2 separate regions of the Mus musculus genome follow, and region 1 is linked to region 2. A link is a loop called in an ENCODE intact Hi-C map of the cell type or tissue named here. Cell type or tissue: left cerebral cortex. All regions are shown on one strand. Each heading gives the region's core, and the rest is flanking DNA. Links, peaks and the distances in the headings are about the cores only.

What was found. Hi-C counts contacts between places; a loop is a spot of excess contacts. Peaks named below come from ENCODE experiments on the same cell type or tissue, not always from the same donor. Only the 100,000 strongest peaks of a DNase experiment are listed, where the experiment ranks them.
Region 1: a loop joins it to region 2, with 13 times the contacts of the local background. A loop is called at or near these places in 2 of 42 quality-filtered maps.

The regions. Positions count from the first base shown.
Region 1 is chr14:37,465,346-37,472,347 of GRCm38, forward strand. No RefSeq gene overlaps it. Among named protein-coding and RNA genes, the nearest start is that of Gm23909, 31 kb to the left of the region's middle. In left cerebral cortex, for the core only: no CTCF peak of the experiment used is centred there; a DNase peak (open chromatin) is centred at 3,573.
Region 2 is chr14:37,567,081-37,574,082 of GRCm38, forward strand. No RefSeq gene overlaps it. Among named protein-coding and RNA genes, the nearest start is that of Gm31393, 36 kb to the right of the region's middle. In left cerebral cortex, for the core only: no CTCF peak of the experiment used is centred there; DNase peaks (open chromatin) are centred at 3,339, 3,596 and 3,855.

The DNA of each region.
Region 1 (7,002 bases), core at 2,515-5,014, 100 kb before region 2:
GATCAAGGGTGGTGGTTACATAGCTATGATGATGAAATAGAAGTTGATAAATACACAATTATGTTAAAGGGGTAGAGGTGGTGGGTGCACACTTACAATGATGGGGTCCAAGAAACAAGGCAAAACCAAGTTACACCAGGGTCATTAGACCAGAGTGTGTCAGACGGAACATACTGAGTCATTTCATGTGTTTTAGAAATGTCTGGAAGCTATGGGTATTGCCCTGCAGTAGAACACTTGATTAACATCTATTGAGGTTCCGAGTTGAGTTACTGGTGCTGAGAAAAAGAAAAAAAAGAGAAAAATATGCTGAATACTTTTAATATTTCAGATTAATAATCCTATGCAAGAGGAATGCAACAATGATCAAGTCTGAAAATAGACATAATTTTCACCTACTTAATGTCCTTGTTTAATTGGTTCAAAGGTAAAAATTAAAAAGACAAAAATACATATTATTACTTTGTCACTATTTTGTTTTTATTCATACTTTATTTCTTTAAAATTAATTTTAATTAACAGGTAATAACTGTGCATATTTATGGGAGACTTTGTGACAATTTGATACATGTGGATGTTATAATAAAATCATGATATTTAACATATTTCTTATCTCATCATGTACCACTTCTTTGTAGGAACAATACTAAAAAATCTTCTCTTTTTAGCTATTTTTAAATAAAATATATTATAAAAAATATAAAGACAGCAAAAGATAAAATTATCCACAATTCCAACTTCAACCCCAATTGTACCAAGTAAAGAAACACATTCCTGCACCTATTTCATCTCATTTTCCACAAATGGTATATTCCTTTCCAGTAGTTTTAAAATAAATTTATGAAGACACTTCAACATACCTATGTATTTTGGTGTTTCAGATGCACAAAGTCACTATATATAAATGTCTGTTTAAAATTCATATAGCCAATAGTTTAAATTTTACCATGACATATGGGTTTATTTACTTCTTTGTGAGCACTTAGATTGCTTATGATTTTCATTATAGGTAGTTATCTGCATCTTTAGCTTATACGGCAGAAGATCCTAAAGTTTTTTAGAACACAGGACCAAACCTAGGGGTTGGGTTTGAAGACTAGAATCAATGAAGGAACTAAGTTGGGAAGGAGGCTGCATCACAGACATCTGAGGCACAAGGGAGGTTTCTTCCATCATCTCACACAAGCATTCAGTCAGTCAGCTCAGAGCAATTGACTAGATCCTTTCTCTGCTAACAGGCCCTTGTCTTTTCAAATGAGGGAGCCTCATGGTGATGCAGTCTTTCTACTGGAGGTGGACACTACAAATTCCCTCTCCCCACTGTTGGGAATTTCATCTAAGTTCCCTTCCTTTGTGTCCTGAGGATTTCTCACCTCCTAGGTTTCTGGTACTTTCTAGAGGGTCCTCCCACTTCCCATCCCTGATGTTGCATATTTCCACTCATTTTGCTGGCACTCAGGGCTTCTCTCCAACCCCGCAATACCTGATCATCTTTCCTTTTCCCCCTTCTCGTCCCCTCTCCCAAGCAGGTCCTTCCCTCCTTCTGCCCCTGTGGAGGGATGGGGTTGCCATCCCACAGTCAAAAACTCTGAGCCAGAATTGTTCCTATCTAAAAGAACTGCAGAGACAAAAATGGAGAAGAGACTGAGGGAAAGGAATTCAAGTGACTGGCCCAACTTGGGAGCCATCTCAAAGGCTCTAAGGCCAGATACTATTACTGATGCTATGTTGTGCTTACAGACAGGAGCCTAGTATGGCTGTCCTCTGAGAGGCCCTACCAGCAGCTGATGGAGACAGACACATATACTTACATTCAACCAATGGATGGAAGTCCAGCAACCCTGTGGTTGAATTAAGGAAAGGCTGGAAGAAGCAGAGGAGGAGGATGACCCCATAGGAATACCCGCAGTCTCAATTAACCTGGACCCCTGAGATCACTTGCACACTGAGCCACCAACTAGGGAGCATGCACTAGCTGGTCCAAGGTCCTTGACACATATACATCAGAGGACTGCCTTGTCTGGCCTCAGTGGAAGAAGACGTGCCTAATTCCCCAGAGAGTTGGGAGGCCTGGCTGGGATGGAGGGGTGGGACAATCCTCTTGGAGACAGTGGGGAGGAATGGGATGAGGAGCTGTTAGCGGGTGAACCTCGAGGGAGATAATGCCTGGACTGTAAATAATTAAAAGTAATAATAATAATAACAATAATGATAATATAATGTGAGAGCCTCAGGCAGGTAGTGATTATTTTTGTCTTAATACCAGAAAACACTTTGGAGAAATCTTGTTGGAAATAGAAGGAGTTTCCCCTCTAAGTGCAATTTCTTAGTTGAAGAAACAAGAGGTTCAGTTCAAAGATAAGCACTGAGCAAAGCATTTTACTATATGCCTCGGCATTTGGGAAGCAGAATCAGGAATTTTACAGAGTTTGAGTCCAACCTGGACTGCATATCAAGTTCAAGATCAGCCTATGGTACACAATGATAACCTGGTGTGTGTGTGTGTGTGTGTGTGTGTGTGTGTGTGTGTGTGTGTGCTAGAGAGAGTGCACACACACACACACACACACACACACACACACACACACACAGACACACACAGACATACACACACACACACACACATTATCCTTCTGCCACATACATGTACAAAACAGAGCAAAACACCCTCTGACTATATTATTTAGTTCAAACAAAGTGCTGGCTTTGCTCCCCAGTAAAGATAAACACTGAAGTAATGGAAGGGTACAGAACAAAGAAATATTTTAAGTGTTAAAAAAAAAGCTTGGAAAATCTTGCTGCAGTGACTATACACTCTTAGCTTTCCTTTAAGCTGGAAGATTATGAAGAATGTCTTTTTCTGAAACAGCTTTGCCAATTCTTGTGAATTTTCTTCTTTCCAAGAGGGCATCCTGTAGCAAAAAGTAAGCTTCAGGACTCCAGAAATTGCTTGTCCCATTCAATATGGCAGCCTATCCACTCCCTAGGTGCTCATTCTCCATGGGACAGGTACATGCTTGGCAGATTTTTCATTTCAGACTTTGAAAACATTTTCTGAAGGAGAAAGGTACAATTTTATTGCTCAAAAAATATGAAGCAGTGCTCCTTGAAAAGAAAACCTAAGCTCATATCACTAATTTACCTCGTTTTGGGTTTTTCTTTATGCCTATTGTGCCTAGGGTTATTATTGTAGTATACCATCCCTTCTGCATGGCATCTTCTTCTGTGACTTTTAACATTCACCAGCCAAAAGAATATCTATTCCTTCAGTGAGTCACCAAAGGCATCTATAAGTCTATCGGATACTTTTGGCGGAAGCATGGTGCTTTATACACTGTCTCCATTTGTATCTAGTTGTTTTTATTCAATTTGTTACTTTCCATGTTTTGATTTTTCCTTATAAGTCAGTTCAGAATCTCTTAAGATGTTTCACAGATCTGTGATGGAGAATATATTTAGTAAATGTTCATCTCTTGAGGGCATATTCTTAAAAGAAATTTGAGGCAAAGAACACAGATGGGTTTCAGAAAACACCCAGAGAGAGTCTACCATAAACTTCATGTGTGGGAGGAATGCTGAGGCTGGCTGGCAAATCCATTTGGAAGGGAGCCTCACGTTCATGAAAGAGTTTAGACTTTGAGATCTCCAATGTGTATACCCCTAATGTCACAGAGAAACACTGTGTAGGGTAAAGAAGATATAACTTACAAGATTTGTCTTATGAGACTCTAGAGAACACAGGATCGACTTTGTAATAAAACTGTAGTTATCATATGGCCAGTATAATTAATTGTATGTGTCTGTGTTTCTAACAGCAGCTTTATGGAGGTGTCACTGAACAGTGCATTGCATGTATTTAAAGCACACAAATTTGTAGGTATGACATTAGTCTACACTTGTGAAGTAATCCCAATCAAGAAAGTCATCCAAAAATCGCACTGAAAACCTCCACTGTACAAATTTTTATTTTCCTTTTGTAATGTCTTCTGTCTGCTCTTCCTGCCTCTGCCTCTGGTACTCGTGGATGTGCTTTCAGCCAGCACACAGCAGTTTGCACTTCCTTGCCTGTTTACCAGTGGATCTGGACATTCTCCACTCCTGCTGTTGCCCATGTTCTTTCATTCAGGATAATTACTGGAATAATCCACAACATGGCTTGTACTGGTAGCATTTTCCACTTAATTGCTGAGTTTTCCATCTAGTATGATCATTTGAGTTCCTTCAAGATATTGGAAAAATATCTGCAATGAATTTTATGTACAGTGTTTACAATGACTTGTGCATGTGACCTACTTTGCGGTAAATCTATAGGGTTAAAATGGATAACTCATATGGTAGGTATCATTTCCTTCTCCAAAGTGGCCATTTTATCTTACATGACCAATGACTGTGTATGAGAATTCTATTTGTCGCACAGCACTCAGTATAAATAGTTTTTCTTGTCAGTCTAATACACATATAGTGTCTTTCATTTAGGTTTTAGTGGCATTGCATAGGTCTCATATGCTCTATTTGTACTTTGTTCTTCCTTTATAATTCTTGTTGTATGGAAGTTTTAAGTCTTATAAGTTATCTTTAAATCACAGTGTTAGTTTTCTACATGTCTATGCTATTGGTGAGGTTTTTCCACTGAGGTTTTTTTTATTTGACTATTGGGCTTCTTATTTCTGCAAAATTCCAGTTTGATTATTTAAAGTATTTCTACATGCTTCTTAGATTGCACCTTTAAATATTATGCTGACTCCTTTATTTCATCTGGCTATTTATATGTGTTCCCTTTTAATTCATTCAGGAGTTTGTGTCCTGTTTTATTTCATTAAACATGTTTACAATTATTTTTGAAATACTGGTGTGGAATTTCAAAAGTCTATTTTAACTAGAATTCATTACTATATACTTTGTAATTTCTGGAATAACCCCACCACCTTAATTTCTGTGTTTATTTTGTTTCTTCACCGAGAGTTGAAAAAGTGGGGTTAGAATGTTGGTTTGAAATTTTTATCATTATATTCTTTCAGCTGAGATAGTTGCATTTTACTGTGGTTGAGAGGTTGTTCATCATCAGTATAATGCTACTTAGTTATAGCTCAGTAGATACAGCATTGATGCACAGGCTCGGAGCAGCAGGCATAGTCTCTATAAAAATGTTTGAAGCAGAATATTAACTGCAGAAGCAACCACTACTGAGCCAATGCCTGCTATACAAGTATAGTAATAACCAATTAAAAATAAGCTCTCAACTACAATAAGTTATGAGAGACAAAGAATAAGGGTAGTACATTGTAAGCTAAAGGATTACTTACTAATGGGAGGAATGGAAAGAGAATATTTTATAAGACTATAGATGTGGTTTTGTTTTTGTTGCTCTGATAAAACACTGAACAAAAAAAAAAAAAAAACAAACAAAAAAAAAAAACAAAAAAAAAAAAACACCTTGGGCAGTAAAGAGCCCATCATTGATAGAAGACAAAGAAGGAATTCACTGCAGAAGGTTAAAGCAAAAACCACAGAAGAATGTATTTGACTGGCATGCTTCCTCTGGCTTGCTCAGCTACCTTTCTTATATAGCCCAGGCCAAGTTGCCAAGAAATGGCACTGTCTACAATGAGATGCATCCTTTTGTATCACTTACCAATTTTAAAAATGCCTACACACACGTTCATAAGCCAATCTGACCAAGATAACTTTTTGACCCACGCTACCGTCTCGCCAGCAAAACGCACGCAGGCCACTTGGATCCTTCTGCAGTACAGCTTTAATACATCTCGAGAGATAGATGATCAGCTTCAGGAGAGGAGACCCAGAGAGCAGAAAACCCTTCCCTTTTATAGGCTGCGAAAAAACGGTTGGAGATGTGCACCACTGGGATTGGCTGCCCACTATCAGTCAGTTAACACCACGAGAAAGGCAGGGCTCAAGTAATGGAATGATACCCTGACGCCTGCGCACATTTTACTATGAGCAACGGATGTCAGCGCCATCTTGTAACGGCGACTGTGAGGGCGGCTCCTCACAACTTTTCAGTTAAGGTTTCCTATTTCCAAGAGTGTGAAGTTGGCAACAAAGATTAGCCAACGTGGGATGGATATTAGAGCTACAGAGTAAAGTAAAGAGAAACGGGTAAATAGAAGGAGTATTGGAATATTCTTCGAATAAATGGAATCTAAAGATTATTTTTGATATAGAGACTTACTGTTGAGGAGTAAAAAGAAATGAGTGGATGAAAGCAAGCAAAAATGAGATAGAAATTAAGAGGGTAAGTGTATGGATGGTAGGTAAGGGAAAAAGAGAAGACAATAGAAGTGACACTGAAAATAAAAAGGATAATCTTAAAATCAAAGCTAACAATACAAAAGCTAAAACAACTCAAATAAGGACAATTTATGCAAGAGAGGAGATTTCTTTCAACTTTTGATGTTTCCTTTTCACTTGTTTTTGCCTTCCTTAGGATTTGATTTCTTTGTATTTCCATTTTGTTTTTATTGTTGGCCTCCTACATAGATTTCTCACTTTGATGTTTGCTTTAGAGGTCACTATTCTGCTCATTATGAATTTCATCTGGTTGGTTGCTATATATTTTATTTTCATACTATAGACATTAGTGAGATTTTTTTTCAAAGATACATTTAATTTGGTCTTATTTGCTCTTTTCAAAACCTCGAGTGCCATCTGTTGTACAAGTTTACTTTGGGAACTGTAATGTGATATTTTGATGTATAATTATTGGGCAAAAATAAAATTAGGGCAATTTGAATACCCATTATTCAAACATTTATTGTTTGTCTGTGGTGGACCACTCAAAATAGTCCCTCAGTCATTTTCAAATATAAATTATATTATTATTAATTAGAGTCACTTTACTGTGCAGTACAATACCACAACTTATTTTTCCTATTTCACTGTACTGAGGTCTTGTTTGCATGGTCTGTCAGGTCAGACCACAGCAATGCTTTATCTAAGTTTAACCATTTCCCATTGCTGTTGCAAAAGTTCTTCTGTGTC
Region 2 (7,002 bases), core at 1,919-4,418:
CTGGTCCAGTCTATTTGGGGTTCTATAGGCTTCTTGTATGTTCATGGGCATCTCTTTCTTTAGGTTTGGGAAGTTTTCTTCTATAATTTTGTTGAAGATATTTGCTGGCCCTTTGAGTTGAAAATCTTCATTCTCATCTACTCCTATTATCCGTAGGTTTGGTCTTCTCATTGTGTCCTGGATTTCCTGGATGTTTTGAGTTAGGATCTTTTTGAGTTTTGTATTTTCTTTGATTGTTGTGCTGATGTTCTCTATGGAATCTTCTGCACCTGAGATTCTCTCTTCCATCTCTTGTATTCTGTTGCTGATGCTTGCATCTATGGTTCCAGATTTCTTTCCTAGGGTTTCTATCTCCAGCGTTGCCTCACTTTGGGTTTTCTTCATTGTGTCTACTTCCCTTTTTAGGTCTTGGATGGTTTTATTCATTTCAATCACTTGTTTGGTTGTGTTTTCTTGTAATTCTTTAAGGGATTTTTGTACTTCATCTTTAAGATCGTCTACCAGTTTATCAGTGTTCTCCTGTATTTCTTTGAGTGAGTTATTAAAGTCCTTCTTGATGTCCTCTACCATCATCATGAGATATTCTTTTAGATCCAGGTCTAGCTTTTCGGGTTTGTTGGGGTGCCCTGGACTGGGCAAGGTGGGAGTGCTGGGCTCTGGTGATGGTGAGTGGTCTTATTCTTACCTTTGCCATCTGATAATCTCTGGAGTTAGTTGATTTAGTTGTCTCTGGTTAGAGCTTGTTCCTCAGGTGATTCTGTTAGCCTCTATCAGCAGACCTGGGAGACTAGATCTCTCCTCTGAGTTTCAGTGGTCAGAGCACTCTCTGCAGGCAAGCTCTCCTCTTACAGGGAAGGTGCACAGATATCTGGCATTAGGACCTCCCTCCTGGCCGAAGACAAAGGCCCAAAACAGGACCTGTCCCGAAGCTGAGTTGCTTTGGCCTGTCCCAGAAGCTGTTAGCTTCTGTATTCTACACTCTCACCTGTGCAAAATACTCTCAGAGGAGTCCTGGAACTGAGATGTCTGCAGCCGATGCTCAGGCTAAGCGCTCCTGGCCCGGGCAGACCCCTATCCTCTGGCCGGAAAAGTGGCCAAATGTCTGGGGCCCGAAAAGGGGGCTGCTTTAGAAGCTCTGTGGCTCCCACCTGTCCCAGCAGCTGTTAGCTTCTGTATTCAGCACTTTCACCTGTGCAGAATACTCTTGGCGGGGTTCCAGAAATAAGATGTCTGCAGCCGATGCTCAGGCCAAGCGCTCCTGGCCCGGGCGGACCTTTATCCTCTGGCAGGGAAAGTGGCCGGATGTCTAGGGCCCGAAAAGGGGGCTACCTTAGAAGCTCTGTGGCTCCCGCCTGTCCCAGAAGCTCTTAGCTTCTGTATTCCGCACACTCACCTGTGCAGAATACCCTCACCGGGGTCCCGGAACCAAGATGTCTGCTGCCGATGCTCAGGCAATGTCGTATTATGTTATTCTTAATTTAAATATCATGACATTATTTTCCCTTCCTGTCCCTCCAATACAATATATATTCACCACAGCTTCTTCTCAAATTCTTAGCCTTTTAAAAACTTATTATTATTCCATGCACATAAATAAAAATGTATATGTTGTTTTAGTCACTGTCCTATTGTTAGGAAGAAACATCAAGGCAACTCTTACAAAAGAAAGCATTTAACTGGGCACTTGCTCATAGTTTCAGAGGGTTAATCCATTATCACCAGGGCAATGAGAGCATGGCAGAGAGAGGGAGAGGTAGAAGGAGGGGGATAGAGAGGGAGAGGTGGAGGGAGTAGAAAGGAAGGGAGGGAGGGAGGGAGGGAGGGAGGGAGGGAGGGAGGGAGAGAGATTGGGCCTGCTGTGGGCTTTTTTAAACCTCAAAGCACACCCCCCAGTAAAATACTTCCTCCAACAAAGCAATACGACTTCAACACATCACTCCTTCTTATCCTTTTAATCCTCAGCGCTACTCCCTGATGACAAAGCACTCAAATATATGAGCCTACACAAAGGGGGCATTCTTTTTTTTATTTTTATTTTTACTTTTTTATTTTTCCAATTTTTTATTAGGTATTTACTTCATTTACATTTCAAATGCTATCCCAAAAGTTGCCTATACCATCCTGCCCCCTGCTCCCTTCCCCACCCACTCCTACTTCTTGGCCCTGGTGTTCCCCTGTACTGGGGCATATAAAGTTTGCAAGACCAAGGGGCCTTTCTTCCCAATGATGGCTGAGTAGGCCATCTTCTGCTACATCTGCAGCTAGAGACTTCGCCCCTTCTTAGAATTGGGAACAAAACACCCATGGAAGGAGTTACAGAGACAAAGTTTGGAGCTGAGACAAAAGGATAGTCCATCCAGAGACTGCCCCACCCGGGGATCCATCCCATTATCAGCCACCAAACACAGACACTATTGCATACGCCAGCAAGATTTTGCAGAAGGGACTCTGATATAGGTGTCTCTTGTGAGGCTATGCCAGTGCCTGGCAAACACAGAAGTGGATCCTCACAGTCAGCTATTGGATGGAACAAAGGGGGCATTCTTACTCAAACTGAACAACATTCACTGACATACACAATTATCTATCTATCTATCTATCTATCTATCTATCTATCTATCTATCTCTATCAAATCTCTCATTCATACACACACACACACACACACACACACACACACACAAACACTTGGGGAGTCTGGTTAGTGTTGCTTGCATGTATGCTTTTAAAGAAAGTTGACCATTTAGTATTGGGTACCAGTTAGGACACTCATGCCTGGGTAAGAGCATGTCTCCCTCTCTTAGCAGTTATTAATTGCTGGTAGTTCTTCATCCAGGGGTTGAGCCCTGTGAGATTTCTCCCATCCATATGGGATTTCAAATGTTGTTTTCTATTCAGGTATTGTTTAGGCAATCATATTGCTGAGTTTTCATGGAGACAGCTTTTCTGTTAGATCTAAAAGACAGTCTTGAAGCCAACTTCCTGGTCCTCTCTCCTCATAGTTTTCCACACTCACTTCTGTTATGTTCCCTGAGAGTTAGGTGTAGGGCTTATACTAGAGATGTAATCATCTGGTACTGGGCAGTCTACAGTCATAATCACTTAATCTCATTTTTGACCAGTTGTGGCTCTCTGTAATGGTCTCTTGTCTGCTGCAAGAAGAATCTTCTTGGTGGGTGTAAGGATTTGTATGTAGGAATTGTATTGGCTTAAGAAAATTGCAGTAGTTTTCTCTTCAACAGTCCATAACATCACCATCCTTGAATTGTTGGCTAGGTTTACAGATGCAGAAATGGGTTCCTGCCTCTTGAGTGGGACTGAAGTCTAAATAGACAACTGTTGGAGAAAATGGCACAGAACTTCAGAACCTTCTTGCTTCTCTGAAGGTGTGCCATCCATGTCACTTGTGAAAACTTGGTATTATCTTTATCACATTCATAATTACTCTTTGCCTGCATTAACATTTTGTTCTGAAGCACCACAAAAAATTTACACACAGTATATTTTCATGCTTTATGAATGTTCAGAGGCCTTAAGAAAACAAACTAAATGCCAGTAAGGGTGTTGGATATTGCAGGCATTTCTTCACAGCCACAGTGCAAAAAAATTGTAGCATAGCCAAGTGCCTGTGCAGTTTTTGGAAGCAGCCATTTCTAGATATTTTAACCTTTGAGAAATTTAATCTTTGTGAAATTCAATTTTGTTGTAAATAAAATGCATCTAAATGAGGGCAATTTTTGTGAGGAATATGTAAAGTTGTAAATGAATGTTTTTAGCATTAAGATTGGCCACAAGTAAGAGATGAAGGCATGTCAGTTCTGTTCTCTGATTATCTGAGAAGAATCCTATTGCAGTTCCCTAGTATCTATGTACAAAGCTAGGGCAGCAGCAGTGTGTTCCTATAATCCCTGGGCTTGAAGACAAACAGGACCCATTTCTGGCCAGTCAGTATAACTGAAAGGTAAGGTCCAGGTCCAATTAGAGATGGGATCTCAAAACCTGTGGTGGAAAGTGATTGAAGAGGACACATGATTTCAATCCCTGGCCTCTGCATGCATGCATACACATGTATGTACACACAAGAGAAAAGGACAGACATAAATACATAAAAGAGAAATTTAATACTTGCACAGAAACATCATGTTGAAAATCCTGCTTGGTATACTGTTATTAAAATCTATTTCTATATAATAATGTGAAATACTGTTTGTGTTGGCCTGGACTCTTGATAAGCAGCTTCTCTCAATGTCCCTGTTTATTTCTGACTGCTTCTCAATTGTGTCAAGTTTACATATATGGTAGAAGTCAGTACATTTGCATCTCATATAGTCTACTTAACTGCTGTTTCTAACTTTTTTATAGGTGTTTATTTCAAATTTTATTCTTAATAATCTTCATATTTTGCATAACCTTTGTCCAGGTATTTCCCTTAGTAACCCATGGCACATACCTTCTAATAAAGATGCCCCAACTTGAGGCCACATATGCTACTGATTAAACAGTTTGGAATAAGCTAATTTTGGTTCTGAGTTTTAGTAGCCCATGGTCTTGAAGCAATTTCTAAAGTCTCTAGTTTGCAGTTGCCAGGAAATCATCATGCTTTCAACGTAAGGTTGTTTTAAGGATAAAATGAGATGACACATAAAGTGCTTGTCATAATGTAGATAAGCAACGGGGAAAATGTTCATCAGATGGCTTTTATTTATTATGAAGTTGCAAAAGCTACTTTTTTTCTTAGAAAAGTGAGTGTGGAACAAATTCTAGAGTTAACTTTTTTTTTTCAGATTATGTCTTTAAAATATGCTTTTACTTTTGTGGCCCTCAAAGTGGAGGAAGAAGTAACTGTTAGAGTGCATATCTATTTTACATTACATTTTTCAGCCTGGAAAGGTACTTTAAATTGCTCTCCAGGTAATTCCCATTCCCCAGAAGTGTACTTTACTCTGTTTCTATGGGGAAACTTATACCAAAAGCATTGCAGAAAGATTCCCTGGCACCAAACACAAATCCACCTCAGATAGGAAGTTGTTGTTGGTGGTGCGTATTCCTTTTGGAAGCGTCTTTGTCACAGATCTGACTCAACACTTATTTCTAGCAGAACGAGTTGCTCAGGCAGGAAATCTATTTCCACAGCTCAAGTGGAAGCTTTATTTAAGGAGTGCAATTGGCATAAATCACGCAAGAGAATGTGGTTAAAGTGCACAGCTGTCGATTTCAAATTTAACACGATTTGAGTATGAAAAAGCAGTTGGAAAAGTTTTTCTTTTACTTCTGGACTGATGGGTAGCCACAGGCACATAAAACTGTTTCTCTTGCCCGCAACACTCCTCAGAACGTGAGAGCGGAAGCTTTGTGGCTTCCCAACAGACAACCAAGCACCAAGTCATGAAATCCCATGGTGCTTCTTGGTTTTGAGATTTTGAGATCCGAAGATTTCTAAGCAAAGTGTGGGTGTTGCTGCTATGTTAGACATGACAATGTAAAATGAATGCTCATCTAAATGGATTTTAAACTTACCAAGATTAAGGTATCAGTACTAAGAGTCTGAACTCAGGGTCATGGCCCAGGGTAAGGGCCATCTTACTAGGTTTCTTTTGATGTTCATGTCTTTCCCTCTATCTCACTGTTTTGTCTTGTAATCCTATTCATTCATCTTTTCCCCATCCATTCTTTCTTTTGCCCATTTTACCAGATCCTGTTTATTCTACATATCTTAGCTCTAGGATTTATCCCCATGCTTTCTGTAACCCCCTTCTAGTAATTATAGTTTTCTGTTTTTCAGCTGTCTGTCCTATAGCTACTTTAAAACATTTCCCATTGAGTTCTTCTTGTCACCAAATAAATGAAGGTTAGGAATGATGCCTGACTGGAACTGTCCAGATATTTTGTGACTTCCCCCCAAGTCTGTGGTTGCTGGTGAGTGGCTCCTATCCTGGAATTTTATTTATCTCTGACTTGACTTCACCTCCCTCTTAGAAATTTTAGCAACTTAAAGGCTGTCCTCTGTAACAGTGGGTACTTCTCCCAAATAAATACAGTGTGCATCCCACATCATAGCTTCCTGTAAAAACCAGCATACCTGTTTGTAGATGCTAGAAACATTTACTCAATAAATATTTTGAATACATATAAAATGGACTCTGTGACATCTGAACATGCTATTAGAGGTTATCCACTTTTGTCTCCTGAGAAAATACAAATGCCTATCTATAGTCTCTGATGATTTGTACTGAGGTTGCATTCTCAAGAGAAGGTGATTTCAGAGAGTAGTTCTTATCTAGCTGAAACACAGAGCCAGACAATCATTGGACTTCCATTTTAGCCTAGGAGGGTACCCTGAGTTGGGCGAGAGAGGACTGAATTAGGCAAAGAGATTTACCCGAGCTCAGAGAAGTCCAGATGATGGAAGCCAGGAAGTCCATATAATAACACACAACAAACCCCGAGAAATCCACTACATTGTTTGATTGTCAGTTTTCCAAGAGGAGCTCAATCAATATCTTTCCCCTCATTTTCTTTCAAGGTCAGGGCAGAAGATAAATTAGCAGTTCTTGATGAAAAGGCTTTTAGTGTTTATTGTGATCAACAAAGTTGTAAACTTCCACTGGATTTGTAGGATTCTGTGAGAGCTCATCCACAGTAAAAGCCAAAGTCCTTAATGACAGCCTAAGACATCTTACACCTTACCCTCCTTTCCCCTGTAAATCACCTGATTTTTGCTTTTTGTTTTCTTCCCTGTCTCTGTACCTGCTACAATTTGTTCAGTAGGCTGGACATAAAGGTAGCTTTTACTAGGGCTTCCACATTTTCTTCCAAGAATGTTTTCATCCAGATGGCCCCTCCCTTATTATTTTTCCCAAAAGATATATGAGAAACCTTTCCTCATATGGAGACTGCCCTGATTGACTCTCTAAACATTGTACTCCTCTTACCTTATCACCTCTCCATGTTTTGTCTTTTGTTTTTTTGTTTTTGTTTTTTTTCCATTTTTATTAGGTATTTAG